2 separate regions of the Mus musculus genome follow, and region 2 is linked to region 1. Evidence: chromatin loops called from intact Hi-C (ENCODE). Cell type or tissue: left cerebral cortex. All regions are shown on one strand.

The links. Peaks named below come from ENCODE experiments on the same cell type or tissue, not always from the same donor. Only the 100,000 strongest peaks of a DNase experiment are listed, where the experiment ranks them.
Region 2: it touches region 1 in a loop (4-fold over the local background); 3 of 42 quality-filtered maps call a loop at or near these places.

What each region holds. Positions count from the first base shown.
Region 1 is chr6:121,528,791-121,536,790 of GRCm38, forward strand. No RefSeq gene overlaps it. Among named protein-coding and RNA genes, the nearest start is that of Iqsec3, 59 kb to the left of the region's middle. In left cerebral cortex, a CTCF peak has its summit at 4,285; DNase peaks (open chromatin) are centred at 3,242 and 4,283.
Region 2 is chr6:121,467,628-121,475,627 of GRCm38, forward strand. It overlaps Iqsec3 (IQ motif and Sec7 domain 3), which reads right to left and starts at 6,051. Exons shown (of 14, transcript NM_001033354.3): 1 at 5,398-6,051. The coding sequence starts at 5,936. In left cerebral cortex, no CTCF peak of the experiment used is centred here; DNase peaks (open chromatin) are centred at 344, 808, 1,307, 1,592 and 4 more places; H3K4me3 peaks cover 2,785 bases; H3K27ac peaks cover 2,477 bases.

The DNA of each region.
Region 1 (8,000 bases):
CATCCGGGATGAATTAAGGAATTGACATCCTAGGAGAGTCTTTGAAGATGTACTCTGAGATCTGTACCCTTGCTGGGACAAGGACTGATATAACCAACCTCAGAGAACAGAGCAGTGTGCTCTCCTAAGCTGTGTCCTTACGGTGATGCCTGGAGGGCTACCGAAAACTAACCTAAGAACCCAAGGGATGAGGATGGGAGGACCTTCCTTAGTAAGAGTCTGGGTGGATGCTACTCCTCTTGTGCCAGCAATGACAGATCTCTTTGATGCCAGGACCGACCAGCATTCCCTGCACTTGGGGGGGGGGAGGGGCATTGTGGGAAGGCTGCTAGCTGTAACCCTCGAAGACAGCTTCCTATTCTGGTTTGTCAATCTTATCTGCTGATTGGAAGGGCAGCGGCAAAAGATGGGGACAAGGACAGTGTTGCGGTAATCCTCCAGCTCAAATATGCCCCGGCAATGAAAACACAACACAGTTCATATGATTACATGCTGTGCACCTAGATTGGGCAGATCTACCGCTGCACTATCATCTTCCACATCTATGAGACCCCTTAGAACTTTCGGTTTCTCCAGGGCATGTGCTTCTGCTCTGCTTTTCTTCTTCTTCCTCCTCCTCCTCTGTGTCCTCTCCCTCTACCATTTTCTCCTTCTTCTCTCTCTCCACCTTCTGCCCCACCTTCTCTTTATCTGCCCAATCCTCAACTCTCCTTTATTTTACAAATTAAGGTGGGAAGCAGGTTTACAGGAAACCACTTGAGTGCTGACTCATTCCTTGTTCACAACACCTCTCAGGAGAACAGAATTAACATCAAATATAATTAGCCCCAGGACAGTGTTAGGAAGATCACATGACTGGATAAGACTCAGGGAGGAGCTGATAAATAGAAGTGTAGACCAGACCATTCTGTACAGCAGAGTCTCATGCGGGCTCTTCGCCCCCAAATTTCCCAGCCTAGGGAGAGATATTCCCAACCCTCATCCACCTGGCCATATCAAATGTAGATGGTAGGGAACAGCAAGAGAGAAGCAGGTAAGATCTGGTTCTAGACCACAAGGGCCAGAGTGGAGGCACATGGCTCTTCCTATACTGGACGCAGGTCTTTAGCATAAGAAAACCCCACCACTCACTCAGCTTCCAACTACTCCCCCAAACCAGGTAAGTCACGACCCTATGACACCTCAGAAGAGGGAGGAAGGGCAAGCCTGGGCTAGGAGGCAGCAGACACACGTAATAGGAAATGACTGGTGGCAAATTAGCAGACAGAAAACTCCTTTTTACCTGAGTACAGTAGCATAGACCTGGAGGGACACTTGAGGATTGGAGACTGGAGGATTGAGAGTTGCAGCGCAACCTAAACTACATAGTAAGCTCCAACCCAGCTGGGCTATCTAGATCAAGACTTAAAAAATCAATCAAAACAAAATGAAAAATAACTCTCATTTTTGAGCCAGCCAACAAATCAATCAACCTACGAGACTGTTAATGACATGCGGTGTTGGCATCCTTATTTAAACAGCAAAGAAAGTTGGCACACTTGACTCAAAGATGCTCAACTCTGGTTATGCAGGAAAGTCACGAGTGGAGATTCTACAAAGATCTGCATGGCCAGGGACTTGGTCCAAACCTTTGACTAAGACTCCCTAGAGGCTGTGGAGATGGCTCCCCAGAGAGCACGTGCCTTGCAAACACTAGGACCTGAGTTTGATCCCAGAGTGCAGGTGAAGATACTGGGCATTGTGGAGCACACTTCTAATCCCAGGGTTGGCAGCAGAGACAGGAGCCCCCTGTGCTAGGTGGCCAGATAGCCTTACCTAAGTGGTGATCTCTGGGCCAATAAGACCCTTTCTCTAAGGTGAATAGTGTTCCTCAGAATGACAAAGATAGCTTTATAACTCCATAAGACCAAAAAAGAAAAAGACAAAGAAATGATTTTCCAAGAATAGATGCCATTTGTCTTTCAACATCTTGTTCCTGGGGCCCACACAGCCAGTGCCCTGTTCCCCTAGTGGTTTTGTTTTGCCTTTTTATGACATTGGTCACCCCTGAACCATTGACCACTTAGTGATCGGTTGCCTGCATGTCCTGACAGTCCCTCTGTCCAGCACACTTAACTACTCCTGGTCTCCTCATTTTGGTGGATGGAGCTGGGCTCAGGCCTCCCACGACCTTTGATGGACAGCCTGCCTATCTAGCAAGTAGCTTCCCAAGAAGAATCCGAGTACATGTTGATGGTATCTATGGGTTGGAACTTCTGGGTGAACTTTAGATTCAGGATTGCTGGGTTCAAGAGTAAAGCTATATCTAACTCATCGAAGGCTGTCAAATTCTGCCATGGAGCCACCAACAAAGTCCAAGAATGACAGGTTTTCCAGAGGGATTAGAATTTTAGATTTCTGATAACTTCACAGATGGAAGAAAGCCTGGGAGAGTCTTTTTCATGCATATGCAAGTACACGTGGAGGTGCTCGGAAGTTGGAGGCTAACCATGGTCTGTGAGGGACAGCGGCACTAGGCTTCCCTGAAGGTATCTTCCATATATATGTATATATATGTATGCATACATATATGTATATATATGTATGCATATATGTGTGTATTAAATATATATTATATAATTATTACATAATAATATTACATAATATATGTAAATAAATATATATGTTAAATATATATTTAACTTTTGAAACCTATGAATGTTTACATGTTTGAAAAACTGAACTAAACCTACAGAAAACAAGAAACTCTGAAGTTGAAAATAAGCCCCTCCCTCATCAAATTAATGCCTAGCCATGTGTCAGATTAACAACACAAGTGCACGACAGCATCCTGGTTTTACATAGCTTTATAACCTTTTCCTCCCTCCCTCCCTCTCTCTCTCTCTCTTTCTTTCTTTCTTGACAATGTTTATCTGTGTAGCCCTAGCTGTCCTGGAACTCACTCTGTAGACCAGGCTGGCCTCGAACTCAGAAATCTGCTTGTCTCTGCCTCCCAAGTGCTGGGATTAAAGGCGTGCGCCACCACTGCCTGGCTCATAGCTTTATTAACCTTATAAGAACAAAAGAGAAAGAGGTAAATGAGTTCCATAGGATGCTTTTGTTGTTGTTAGCAGTCGTAACTTTTATTTATACTTAGTGTAGTGGGGCAGGGGCAGAGCAACCACCTTAATGTCAGTGTGGTGAGAAGCCACGTGGTTGCTTGGCAACAGACTGTCCCAGATCCTTTCCTCATCAGTAGGTGTACATCCTCCGTCTACGCGCAGCTGTGCCAAGACAAAGGCAAGACGAGGTCGAATTAATTCTGGGATTTGACTCAGAAATATCAACACAGACGCGTGCTTATGAATATGCACTTCCCAGGCCTGTCTACCGAAATGCCCGGTAAATCCAGGAGCCAAGGTCACCTATGTTTCTGAACATTTTCTCCACGGAGGGCAAGGAAGTACCTTGGAAAGGGAGTGGGCCTACACTGGAGATGAGAAAGGGGCATTCCAAGAAGCTGGGAACCCATCCACAGTGTTATTAAAGCTGGCTGGGGTGGGGGTGGGGCAGAGGTAGGGAGTGGGGGCGGGGTCCTACCAGCCAAGTTTGAGCTGATTTCAGCATCAAGGGCAACCTAGTACTCTGAGAAGAAAGCTATAAGGAGGATGGAGACCAGGAAGCATGGCCGAGGGTCCAAAAGTCCTGACAGCAATGCAGCACTCTTCATCGTGGAGAGGGAGACAATAATCCCAGCAGCGCTCTGTTCACAGTTATCATAGAATGATGAACAACAGAAGCAGAAGGAGCAACGTTCTAAACTGCTAACAAAATGAGAATGACTGTGAAATGCGCTTGGATAGTTGGGATATATCACAGTGGGACACGGTGGAATAAATCTAAACTTGCAGACAAGGAAGAGTGTAAAATATAATAGCATGACATAATAATAGCATTAAAAAAAACGTACTCTTAAGTAAAGGTGATGCATAGGAAGATAAATAAAACATAATAACAATGACAAATCTTCTGTGTGTGAAATTACCATCTGTTTTTCCATTTGATTCTCTGATTTCTATAAAGAAAATAACATTTTCTAAAACGTACATACTACAATTTAAATTTGTAAGAGGGAAAAACTTGGAACTGGATGCAGGAAGGCATTACCGGGAGTAGAAGGCATTACATTAAAATCTGGGACTATGGAATGGCTTTCTTTGGGAGAAGTGTGAGCTCAGGTGGAGGAGGATCACCAGAACAGCCTGAAACAAGAGCAGGGCAGGGAGATATGGTACAGCAGCGCCACTCAGTGGACATCTCTGGGGCTGCATGTGTTGAGATTTTCCTGTTTTGTTATTATCCCAAGACCTGGGTACAGGAGGGTAGGCTAGGTAAGAATTAGCTGCGTGGGGCCACCATCCAGCATCCTTCCAGCACATGGGTAAAGTGCCCAAGTGGGTTTGGGAGCATAAGTTTGAGACTGGTCAAGCTGAGGCAGGGGATGAGGCAACCAGAGGTGAAGGGTCTCCAGTGGATCCTTCTAAGGGTTATATAAGAGAGCAGTTTCCATCTAAGGCAAACCCCATTTCTGGGACATCCCTCTGAGGCAGCCAGTACTGTCTCCTGCCTCTCAGTCTGCACTAGGAAACTAAAGTGCACTTGTAAGTCAAAGCACACAGTGGTAGAATCAAGACGCAACCTAAGCCCATTTATAAGAGAAAGCAAGCAAAATTTGCCAAAGTCTGGCTTATTTTGCTCGATGTAATGATTGCTGCTGGTCTCACCCACTTTCTTGAAAAAGATATAATTTTATTCTTTGTGGATGAATAAAACCCTGTATGCTGATTCTATGACTTGCCTTTTGTGAGTTGTGTTGCAACATAGGTTTGTAGGACTCTCTCTGATATACCGGCTTAGACTCTTGCGTATGGCCTCGGGAGAGGCACAGCTGGCTCAAGGCAGTTCTACTTTAGTTTGGGGGGAAGCTTCCTATGGGTTTCCGCGTAGCTTCACTAATCTGCAATTTCAACAGCGGTGTACAAGGTCCCTCCCCCTCCTGCCTTACCATCACCAGTCACTGATAGGTACAGAATGAAATCTTAATGCAATTCTGGCTTACAATTCCCTGATAGTTATGAACATTCAACATTTTATATGAGTTCCTAGGCACTGCACTTTGAAAACTGACTGCTCGATGCATTCACTGGTTAATTTGGCTTTTTTTGTTGTTTTGTTTTGCTTTGCTTTGTTTTTTTCGAGACAGGGTTTCTCTGTGTAGCCTTGGCTGTCCTGGAACTCACTCTGTAGACCAGGCTTGTCTCGAACTCAGAAATCCGCCTACCTCTGCCTCCCAAGTGCTGGGATTAAAGGCGTGGGCCACCACCACCCGGCTTTAATTTGGATTATTTAATATTTATTTTTGATGCTTTTTTTCAGTTACTTATATATTACATATATATTAATCCCATAGTGGATGCTTTCTCCCATTCTGAAGGCTCTCTGTTAATTCTGTTAACTTTGGTTTTTGCTCTGGATAATCTATTTTTAATTTCATGCAGATCTGCTTTAATTTCTGGAGACGTTGGAGTCCTATTTGGGAAGTTTGTGCTTATGTGTCAAGGTGTTTCCACCTAGTGGTCTCATAGTAAAGTCTTCGATCTGCTTTGAGTTGGCTTTTGTAGACTGAGAGATAGGTGTCTAATTTCATTCCGTTGCCTGAGGATATTCTGTTGTCTGAGCGCTGCTCTCTGAAGAAGCCGTCTCTCCTCTAGGTGCTTTTGCACCTTTGCCAAAAGCCAGGTGTCTTCATCTGAGAGGCTTCTTCTGGGTCTTCTGTTCTCCTCCTTGGATCTGTGTGGCTGTTCCAGTCTGCACTGTACAGATTTTGATACCGTGACTGTGTAGTGCAATTTAAAATCCGGTCTTACGACGCTTCTAACACAGCTCTCTGTCGGGATTGTTTTGGCTGTTTGTGATGCTTCTATGTGAGTTATATGACTGTTTCTTTATACTTGTAAAGAACATTATTAGTAGTATTTTGATAAAGGTTGCATTGAATCAGTACATTGTTTTAGGAGTACATCCATTGTCGCAATATTTATTCTGCATATTCACGGATGTGGAGTCTTTCTATTCATTATTGGTATATACAATACCTACTGGTTTTTGTATGCTGATTTTCTATGGTGCTGGTCATTATAACATAGTCTCAGAACATTCTGGATTTTGCTTTCCATAAAGAGTATATGAAGACCTTCAAGCCAGGGCTAGGACTTGACCCTGATCCAGGAATCTGGGGCACTTCCAAAAGAGAAGGTTTACAATGGGACCAGGACTAACTAAGATACTAAAAATGTTTATCTCCATGTCCCTAGTCCAGTCACACCACAGTAACTCAGCCACTGCTATCCTGCTCCTGCCTCTCAGCTCTGCCTAAGTTCACACAAACTCAAGGTGGATACCATGTTAGCTTCTCCATGTAGGGGTCCATGATAAGCTTCACAGAAACCATATTTTTCATGCCTTACTTGATTTAAAACAACAACAACAACAACAACAACAACAACAACAACAAAGGAGCTATGAAGAAAGGAACCTGGGGGAGGGGTGTTGTTAGAGGGAGGAGTGAGAGGTGGGTATGATGAAGATATATTGTACACACGTGGTGGTTTGAATAAGCATACCCCCAATAGACTCATATTTGCACACTTAGTCTCTAGTTGATGGACTGTTTGGAAGGATTAGGCGGTATGGCTTTGTTGGAGTAAGTGTATTCTTGTTGGAAGAGGTGCATTCCTGGGGGAGGGCTTTGAGGTTTTAAAAGTCCATGCCAGGCCCACTGTCCCTCTCTCTGCAGCTGTCTGTGGCTTAGGATGAAGCGCTCAGCTACTTCTCCAGCACTATCCCTGCCATGATGGTGATGGACTAACTCTCTAAAACCCAAAGCCAGCCCCAATCACACACTTTCTTCTATAAGAATTGCCCTGGCCTTGGTGTCTCTGCACAGCAACAGAAGAATAAGGCAATGCAAATGTGAAACTTTCAAAGGATTAAAAAAAAAAAGACAGAAAAAGGAAAATCCAACCAATAAACTGACTCCAGACATGTAAGCTTTGGTTCATAAATATAAACAACACAAAATCCAAAGTGACCTGTCTCCTCCAAAAATTACCACTGCCACCTCAATGGCTTCTAATGAGGACCACTAGGAAGAACTTCCAGAAAAAAAGTTCAAAAGGACACACATAAATGCATTCAAATAACTCATAATAGACATGGATGTACTAAAAAAACCAAACAAACCCAAAAACAAAAAAAATCAATCAAACAAACAAAACCAATACAAATAGTTGAATGAAATAAAGAAGAGATTTTTAAAAACGAATGAGCTAGGACTTTGGGACTTTGGGGGGTACCTTGAAAAGGCCAAATCATCAGAGAAGAAAAGTTCTCAACTCTAGGGGAAGAGATCCCCTTCCAGGTACAGGACACAGATGAAATGTAAAATATACAAGAGAAGAAAAATCTCTTCACAGCATATTGTAGTTAAAACCCTAAGAATATAGAATAAGAAAAGCACATTAAAAACTGAGAGAGAGGAGGGCTGAGTCATGCATAAAAGCAGGCCAACACAAATAAAAGCTAATTCTCTGATAGACACTTTTAATGCCAGGAGGAAAGATGGTTTTCAAGTTCTCAATGACCACAAGTGGTAATCAGGATATTATACCTAGCAAGGCACTCCATCATAATTAGAGGATAGATAAATATTTTCCACGATAAGAACAGATCAAAGGAATTTACAACAGCTAAGCCATCTGTACAGAGAGCACTGGATGGAATGTGCTATACTGAGAAGGATATACACACTTAAGAGGTTACAGGAGAAGAAAAAACAAACAACAGAGCCAGAACAGTAACAGAAAGACATCTGAGAAAATGCCACAAGAACAGGAAAAAGTGACAAGAATAAATACACATCTTTCCATAACAACTCTGATTATTATTGATACAAATTCCCC
Region 2 (8,000 bases), 61 kb before region 1:
TTCATACATTGAAATACCGTGATGTATTAAGTGCTTAGTGAGAGCCCAGAACAGTGCTAAGTAAGTAACAGTTTGGAGTTCTTAAGAACTGGAAGAAGAAAGTGGGATGAGGTGAGGTACCCCAGACCTGTGTGTGCCTCTGAGATCCCAGGTTCTCAGATGCTTAGACCCTAAGCGTTCTGGGCTTCGGTGGCTCCCCAGCTTTCCAGCCAAGAGCTCCAGCTTGTCTCCTCACTGCACTCCTATCTTTTTCTTTCTGAGAAGGCTTTCAGAACCAGAACTGACACCCAGATATCCCCTCCCTACACAGAAACGAGAAGCCCTTTGCAGCTTCTATAGAGACCAGTACTTGGTGCTTTTCCAGAGTGAAGCAGAAAGTTGCTGCAGTGTCCTGAGCTTGGAAGCCTGCCAGAATTATCCCAGTTGAGAACCTGCCAGTGTGATGAGTGTCCCTAGAACCTCTTACGAAGCTGCTGCCCTGCCGTACTGGGTCCTGGACCATGAAGTTTATGTCTGGACCCCTGTGGGGGGGAGGCGGGATGCTCTGGCTTCCCAATAAGAGAAGTTAGGGTAAAAATCTTTACATGGGGTTTAAACTCAAGCTGGGTTTCCTTAGAGACCTTGCTCCCAGCTATGGGTCCTAGCTTGCTTTTCTTTTTCATACCACAACCCCTCTCCTTCCCTTCCCACCCATCCCTAACCCAGTCTCTCTCCCTCTCCTCCCCTGGAAGCAACCTTTGGAATTCAGGCTGCACAGATACTTGCTGAATCAGCAGTACCAACTGCTGTGCCTCTTTCTTGGGTTGGGGCCAAGAGGGACCTGTGCCAGGATGGTTCTGTGGGGCCCTGTGGTGTTGCCCACACAATGTGGGAAGAGATGGGGGGGGGGAAGGAAGATGGATGCATGGGCTGGGGAATGGCTTGAGCCTCAAAAGCTGTGGGGGTGTTGTTGTTTGTTTGTTTCTGAATTAAAGGGGGCAGAAGGAGGTTTGGTCTGGACCTTTGCAAAGGTCTGGCATGCAAATTTTGTAAATCTGCTCTTTATCAGATTCCAGGAGTGAATAAAAGGTTTCACTCCCTCCTCAAGTGAGCCTTCCTCGGACCCCACTTTCTAACTAGTGTGTTTGGAATCCTCTGGCTAGTGATGGCAGCAAATGGACAGGAGAGGAGTGAGCTATGGCAACAAGGCATGTCTAGGCTCAAGACATGCTGAGACTGCCCCTACCCACTGACATGACTCAGGCAGGGACGCTCTGTCAGAGAGAGGAGTGATGTCTGCGTGTAACACAGATGTATCCCAGGACTGAATCTGATAGACAGTTTCATTTCTGGCTATCTTTGGCTCTTACTATTTTCTGACACAAGCCCTCACCTCTAGCCAAGAAACCCTTCCCTCTGGTTCCAAATCTCTGCGTATGCCCATTCTTTTTACTCTATAATATTCAGAGAGTAGATGGCTCTAGACGGCTGCAGTATGCTTACACTTGCTTAAACATTTCTAGATGTGCCTTGTTATATGTCATGTAAGGCCCACTTCCTTCCTTCCTGTCTTTCCACAGCGCAGAATTCAGGCTTTTAAAGAGACAGAACACCTGATACATTTAGCTCACTGATAGAACTCCACACTCTGGAGAGCTTTCAGGGTGAGCCAGTCAGACACTTGCCACCTTCAGGAAGACCACCCTCACTCAACAGTAGAGATATCTGCTCCAGTCAGCATCCTAGTCAACTCCCGCTAAAAGGCATCTGCATAAATCATTGCGCTGTCCCCAGGCCCTGGGCAGTATGATGCTAAAGAACTCTAGAGATGACTGAAGATGTGTTTCATGTGGTGCTAGGGGGTGGAGCTCAGTGCTAGAACATGTGCTTAGCATGTTCAAAGCCATGGGCATGATCTTTATTAGGAGAAAAACAAGGGGGGGGGAACATTCAAGAAAAGAGGGGGGAAAGACGAGAAGGAGGAAAGTAATGAAGGAGGGAAGGATGCTCCAGGAGGGTAAGGGAGGAAAAGTCGAAGCCATAGTAAGTACTAAGGGCACTTAGACTTCCACACTGAGTCAGGAAGTACAGAGAAAATGGTGAATTTGAAGCATGACGCCCAAACCTTACCTCGATGTGATTAATCACCTGCTTCTGGGGCTGGGGACACAGAGAAGCCCTGGGATCCTAACTAAGCAGTGATTGAGTAGGTGGGCAAATATGCTGTAATGGAAGCCATGGTCACAAAGGCAGCTTCTATAGCAAGGGGTCTTTTCCAGGTCAGGCTGAGACCTGGCTCCAGCCAGGAAAAAGATAATAATCAATTCCGTAGATGCTGTGAGCCTTGATTGGAAAAAAAAAACAAAGAGGAAGAAGCTATGCTTGCTGCTTCCATTAAATAGCATAAACATTGGGGCTTGCGCTAGCAGGAGCGGGAAGCAGGCAGAGAAAGGACGCTAACCCCTAGGGCTTCTGTAATATGGCTGTACTCACCCGCCTCCACACTGCTGCTTTCTTAGCTTGGATCCCAAGGCCAACTCCTTTGTGTGTCCCCCAGCTGAAGGAGGGAGAGAGGCCAGGCTGCACACTAATCCCTATCAGATGGCCACTAAATGATCTATCATTTCTCAGCTCCTGAGCTCCTGTGCTCCTTCCCAGAGTTGGGAAAGAAGAGGACTTGAAGGAGAGAGCCGACTGTGTGGCTGGCAATGTGTGTGTGTGTGTGTGTGTGTGTGTGTGTGTGTGTGTGTGTGTGTGTGTGTGTACGGTATCTAACAGTGTTTACCCATCTGTAGTCACCTATATAGACCTACATTCTCCTTTTGTAATGAGGACAGAGAGGAATAAGCAAAGCTTTGCAGGAAACTTGTGATCTGAAGACCTTCCTGTTCCATCTCTTCCCTCTCTGCACAATAGGGAACTGACTTAGCAGAAGCATGGGATAGGACCAGGTGGGGCTCAGGGGCACTGGTCCAGGTGGGGCTCAGGGGCACTGGCTGCTGGTCCTGGTCCCTTCCTTCACCCTATACATGGAGGTCTCTCTCTACCTGCTGGATCCATCTATCCTTGCCCCATGGGCTAAGGAATTCCCAAAGGATAAACATCCATGAGGCCATGGGTAGAGGACAGAGTGAGCTAAATTAATGAGCCACAGTGATTCACTCCTGAGTTCTATGGGGGAGATGTTGCTTGAAGTCAGGCAAAAACATGGGAGAGAAATATCATTCCAGGGACCTCCAGCCATCCGAGGTGTGCTTTACTTCACAAAGAAGGGAAGAAAGTTGAAGGGAAGTAAGGTAACTATGTGCTCACTCTTGATGTTTCTGGGTATCTAGGCCTGAAAAAGGCTGGAGACTCCAGAGAAGCTAATGTTACGATAAACCCCTTAGTGCCTAGTAACATGTTCACAGCATCTTCCATTGCCTTCCACCATGCTGGTTGGTTCTTATTTTTGGTCCATGGGAAGCAGAAACAGGGTAGGGAAGACAGAGTTCAAGGATGTCACATGGTATTGACATGTGAGGCCCGAGAGGAATCCAGGTGATTCCTCAACCTCTGGACTCCTAGCAGGAACATCTGTATAGAAGGCATGGGCTCTCTGGGACCCTTTGGGGGCCACAGAGAAGTCTTTCTCCAAGAACAAGATCAGTCATCAATTCTTATCAATCACAGCTTCCCAACAAGTTGCAAAGACACTGAGGCTGTAATAGGAGAGAAAGAGGATACCAGATATAATGAGGAGAGAATTCAAGTGAAGAATTCTAAGTGTCAGGCCTCTATGGCTGCCCCCATGGTAGTGGGGTGGAATTGTTCCCTCTGTTGGGGGAAAAGGCTATATAATATCGTGGAAGAATGTTGCCTTTAGCTGAGTTGTGGACATTGAGGAAAACCCAACTCTCTGGTTTTCAGACCAAGGGGGGAAAAAAAAGACAGCCATAAAACTGAAAGACAAATAGGCCACGGAGGATTTTTTTGGGTCTTGAATCAGATGCTTCAGGTCTATCAAGCCAGGTCATCCCTGAGCTTCTGTGCTTCTGTCCAAACCTACCCTGTGATCAAGCATGCCTACTTCACCTTTTAAACTCCACTTTGATGGGAGAGGAAAGTGAGGTAGGGGGCAGAGAAGAGGTGAGCTTTTAAGTGATGCAGCCAGTCTTCACAAGTGTCTTCCAGACATAAAGCACATGCAAATAGAGATGAGGCACTCGGCGGCTCTCCTCACTTGCCCCTCCCTCTCCTGTAGCATCACACCATGAAGGCCACTGCTAACCAGGTACTGATTGCCACGGGGCTGTTCTTCTCTCGCCTGTCTAAAAAGAAGCAATACTGACAGCATCGCCAGGCTCTTTCAATACAGAGGAGAAAACGTTCCAGCCCCCTTTATCTCATCCTCCCACATTCCTATACCATGGACCTCACAAGTGAAAAGAAATCTTGAGGCCCTAGACTCTGCGTGGGGACAATTAATATTTCTCCTGGAATCCAAGATGAGGTTTCCTAATAACCAAAGGGAAACAAGGCTTGCCATAAGAGGCCACCACAGAGATTTATAGAGGCATTACATTCAAGAAACTGCTTTCCAGCTGTCTCTGATCTCATTGTTCTCTTCCCATGATTTGAACCCAGATAAGCTTCTGAGTCAGTGGAGAGCTCCAGCCAGGTGAGTCCTCAAGCTGAAACAGAGACATCCAGGAGTCTGGAGGGTTGTTTCTGCGTATGCCTTGGCACTATAGAGGCTCAGCATAAAGATGTTCACTTGGGTCAGAAGGGAGAAAGCTTTCCCAAGTGAGCCACTCCTGGCTCTGACTCCCACTGCATCAGATAAAGAGCCAGCTCCTTCCCCTGGGCAGCGCTGTCTCCCACCATTCATCTTCCTGTATCCAGCTCCCCTGCCTGTTCCCGTTCCCCCCCCACCTCCTGTCCTTTGCTTTATCCTACCCACTCTAATCCTTGCTGCTGGACCCCAGCCCCTATAAAGCGCTTAAACTTCCTGATCAAGTCTGTTTTGGTGTCTCACTCTTTATTTAAACAGTTGTACTATGCAAACTCACTTCCGAATTTTTCCTAGCTTAAATCCTTCAATGGTCCCCTGCTTTGGCTTAATTTTTTTGCCCCCAACTTCCTCCCAATTTTATCTCCCTTAATTTCTGGAAGTTATCATTATCCCCAACCAGTTAAAGCCCATTCCTCTCATTTTTTGCTCCAAAGATGGTCCAAATACTTCCTTTGGCTCCAACCACCACAGACCTTCCAACGCGGATCTCAAGCCCTCCTTTGCGGGACTCTCCTTGACACATTTTTTTACCCAAGGCATTTTTGCCCGCTTCACTTCACAGTGCTCAAGTCCTTCACTCTTACACACAGATTTCCCATTTCCTCACACCCACTTGCTTCTCCCACCTCCTTGTCCCCACTCACTCGGGTCTCCTGCTCAGGACGCCCTTGCCGAGGGCGGCGGGGGATGCGTGTTGAAGCAGGGCTCCCGCGGCAGCACAACAACTCGAGGGACGCTCCTTCTCCTTGTCAGCTATGGCCCCGGGTGCCACCGGGTGCTGGTGGGGCGACTGAGGAGTCTGAACCCTGCTGCTGGGTGCAGGTTGGGGCTGCGCCAGGAGCTGACCGTGGTGCTGAAGCGGCGGCTCCGGTGAAGCGGGTATGAGCTGTCCGTGGTCCTGAAGCGGTTCCTGGGCCGCAGCGGCGGCCGGAGCAGTGACTGCAGGAGCAGGCAGTGGGGCAGACGGCGGCGGGGGAACCAGCCCAGGCGGAGGCTGGGCTTGCAGCAACTGCTGGTGTTCCCACAGGCTGCGGTTCTCCGCGCTCAGCTCGTCTAGACGCCGCTCCAGCTCATCGATGCGCTGGCGCTGGGTATGGATGAGGCTTTGCTGGTTCTGCACGATGGCCGTGAGCTCCTTGAGGTAGAGCACGGCGCGCACCGGGTTCTCCAGCAGGCTCTCCATGCCGCCCGCCGCCGCCTGCGCCCTGCCTGCGCCTAGGCGGGCGGCGGGGAGCGTGAGCGCGCAGGAGCCCAGCAGCCCAGCAGCTCTGGCGGTCGGTGGCCTCCCTCCCTCTCTCTCCCTCCCCTTCCCGCCGTCGCCTGCGCGTCACCGCCACACAGGCATTCGCACACGCACTGAGGGGCGGACCGGCGCCAGGGCCCACCTCCCACCTCTGGGCTTCGTGAGGAACCCTGCTTCCCGCGGGGGCGTAGGAGAGGCGGGTGGGGATGGGGAGCAGAGGGGAAGAGGCTGGGTCGAGCAAAATACTCTATGAAAATCCAGGATGGAGATCAGTCCTACCAGGGAAGAAGGAAGAGCCAACCCAAGCAGAAGCGCTGGGAAAGTGCTATAGAACTAAGACAAAAAGGAAGCCGCCAGAGAAAGATGAAGAATAAAGGAAGCTGCCAAAGACATAGAGAAGTACAGGCACCCAGCTCTAAAAGGTCACAGTCACGTTTTCCTGTATCTAGGCACCTCAGAGGCAGGGCCCATTTTTAAGACCTTCTAGGGAGGAGACACACCTGCCTTTTTGATGCTCAACAATTTGCTCTGTAGGATGTCCGTGAACAGTTATGAGACCCTAGAGAACAAGGCGTGTGTCTGTTGCTTAGTTCTGGCGGGGGTAAGTTAAGGCAGGAAGGCTGCACATGCAGGGATTTTTCTCTGGAAATGAGATCTCATGGCTCTTTGGACCTCTCTGACAGGAACAGAAACCAAATAGAACCTCTGAGGTTCCCGCTTCCAGAACCTTCTGAAGCAACCATTCTTTTTGACAGTTAGGAAGCACATGCAATTAGTAAATACTGGACTAGGAGATGATATAATAAAAACTACCAGGATGGATTTGTTGGCTTCTTGTAGCTTATAAGCAGTGGATCAAAGACTTAATAATTAATTTTGAAAGGTGGGAGTAAGACAGAGCTGTGATCAGAGTGTTGTAGGAGTCACCAGTCTGGGGATCTCCGGAATGCTTCTTGGAAGAATTAACATTTGAGGAGGGAGGGGTTTTCCTGGAAGCTCAGAGACATGAATCAACATGGAATTATCTGTTAATTTTTCAGTTTTTGCACATAACATCCACTAGATGCAGCATTATACTAGGTCAGCCAGGAGGAAAATTAAGGCAGGAAGGCTGCTAGGGCTAGATTTTTCTCTAGAAATGAGGTCTCAGGGTATTTGGAGTAATAATTCATATGCAACAGTGTGCGCTCATTCTGACTACACAGCTCCGTGGATTTTGACAGTATACACCCGATCGCTCATCACTACAAACAAAAAAACTGTTACGTGTAATAAGCACCCCTCTGCTCTGTTCAACTTCTTGTCCCCAGCCCCAGCTAAGCACTCATCTGCTTCCTCTAAACACACATTAGTTTTGCCTGTTGTGGAATCTAATATTAACGAAGTCACATAATGTATACTTGCTTGTGTCTGATATGTATGTGGTCCCTCCATTCCGTTACAAATACCATTAATTTCTTTTTTATTTTGGAGTGGTATCAACAACAGACATAGCATAGTTTTTTTTTTTTTCTTCCTTTATTTGCTGATGCTGTTGGTGGACATTTTTGTTGTTTAGCACTTTTTTCTTTTTTTGCAGGTGCAAGCTGACAAGTGACTCACTGTTGTTCTGAAGCTGAGCTCGGAGACAGCTTTTGGTTCTCTCTCTCTCTCTCTCTCTCTCTCTCTCTCTCTCGTTCACTGCAGTCTTTATTGGTTACACACTTCCTTGTTATACAATGATACATAATCAAAAGCCTTTTTATTATTTTCCTCAGACTCATTATTTTTCCTGAAAAACCCCACATAACTATTTCAGCAGAAAGCACTATGCACACATGAAGTCACAGTCCAGCATCTGCACAAGCAAGTTATACAATAACTCTTAACTCTCAGAAAGAAATAAACCTCGGAATCACAGGCCATCCAGGCATGAACTTGCAGTTACAGAATTACATGAGAGCAGAGAAGTAGCGCTTTTATTTTAAGAAAGAAAAGTTCACTGAGCTCACTGCACAGGGAAAA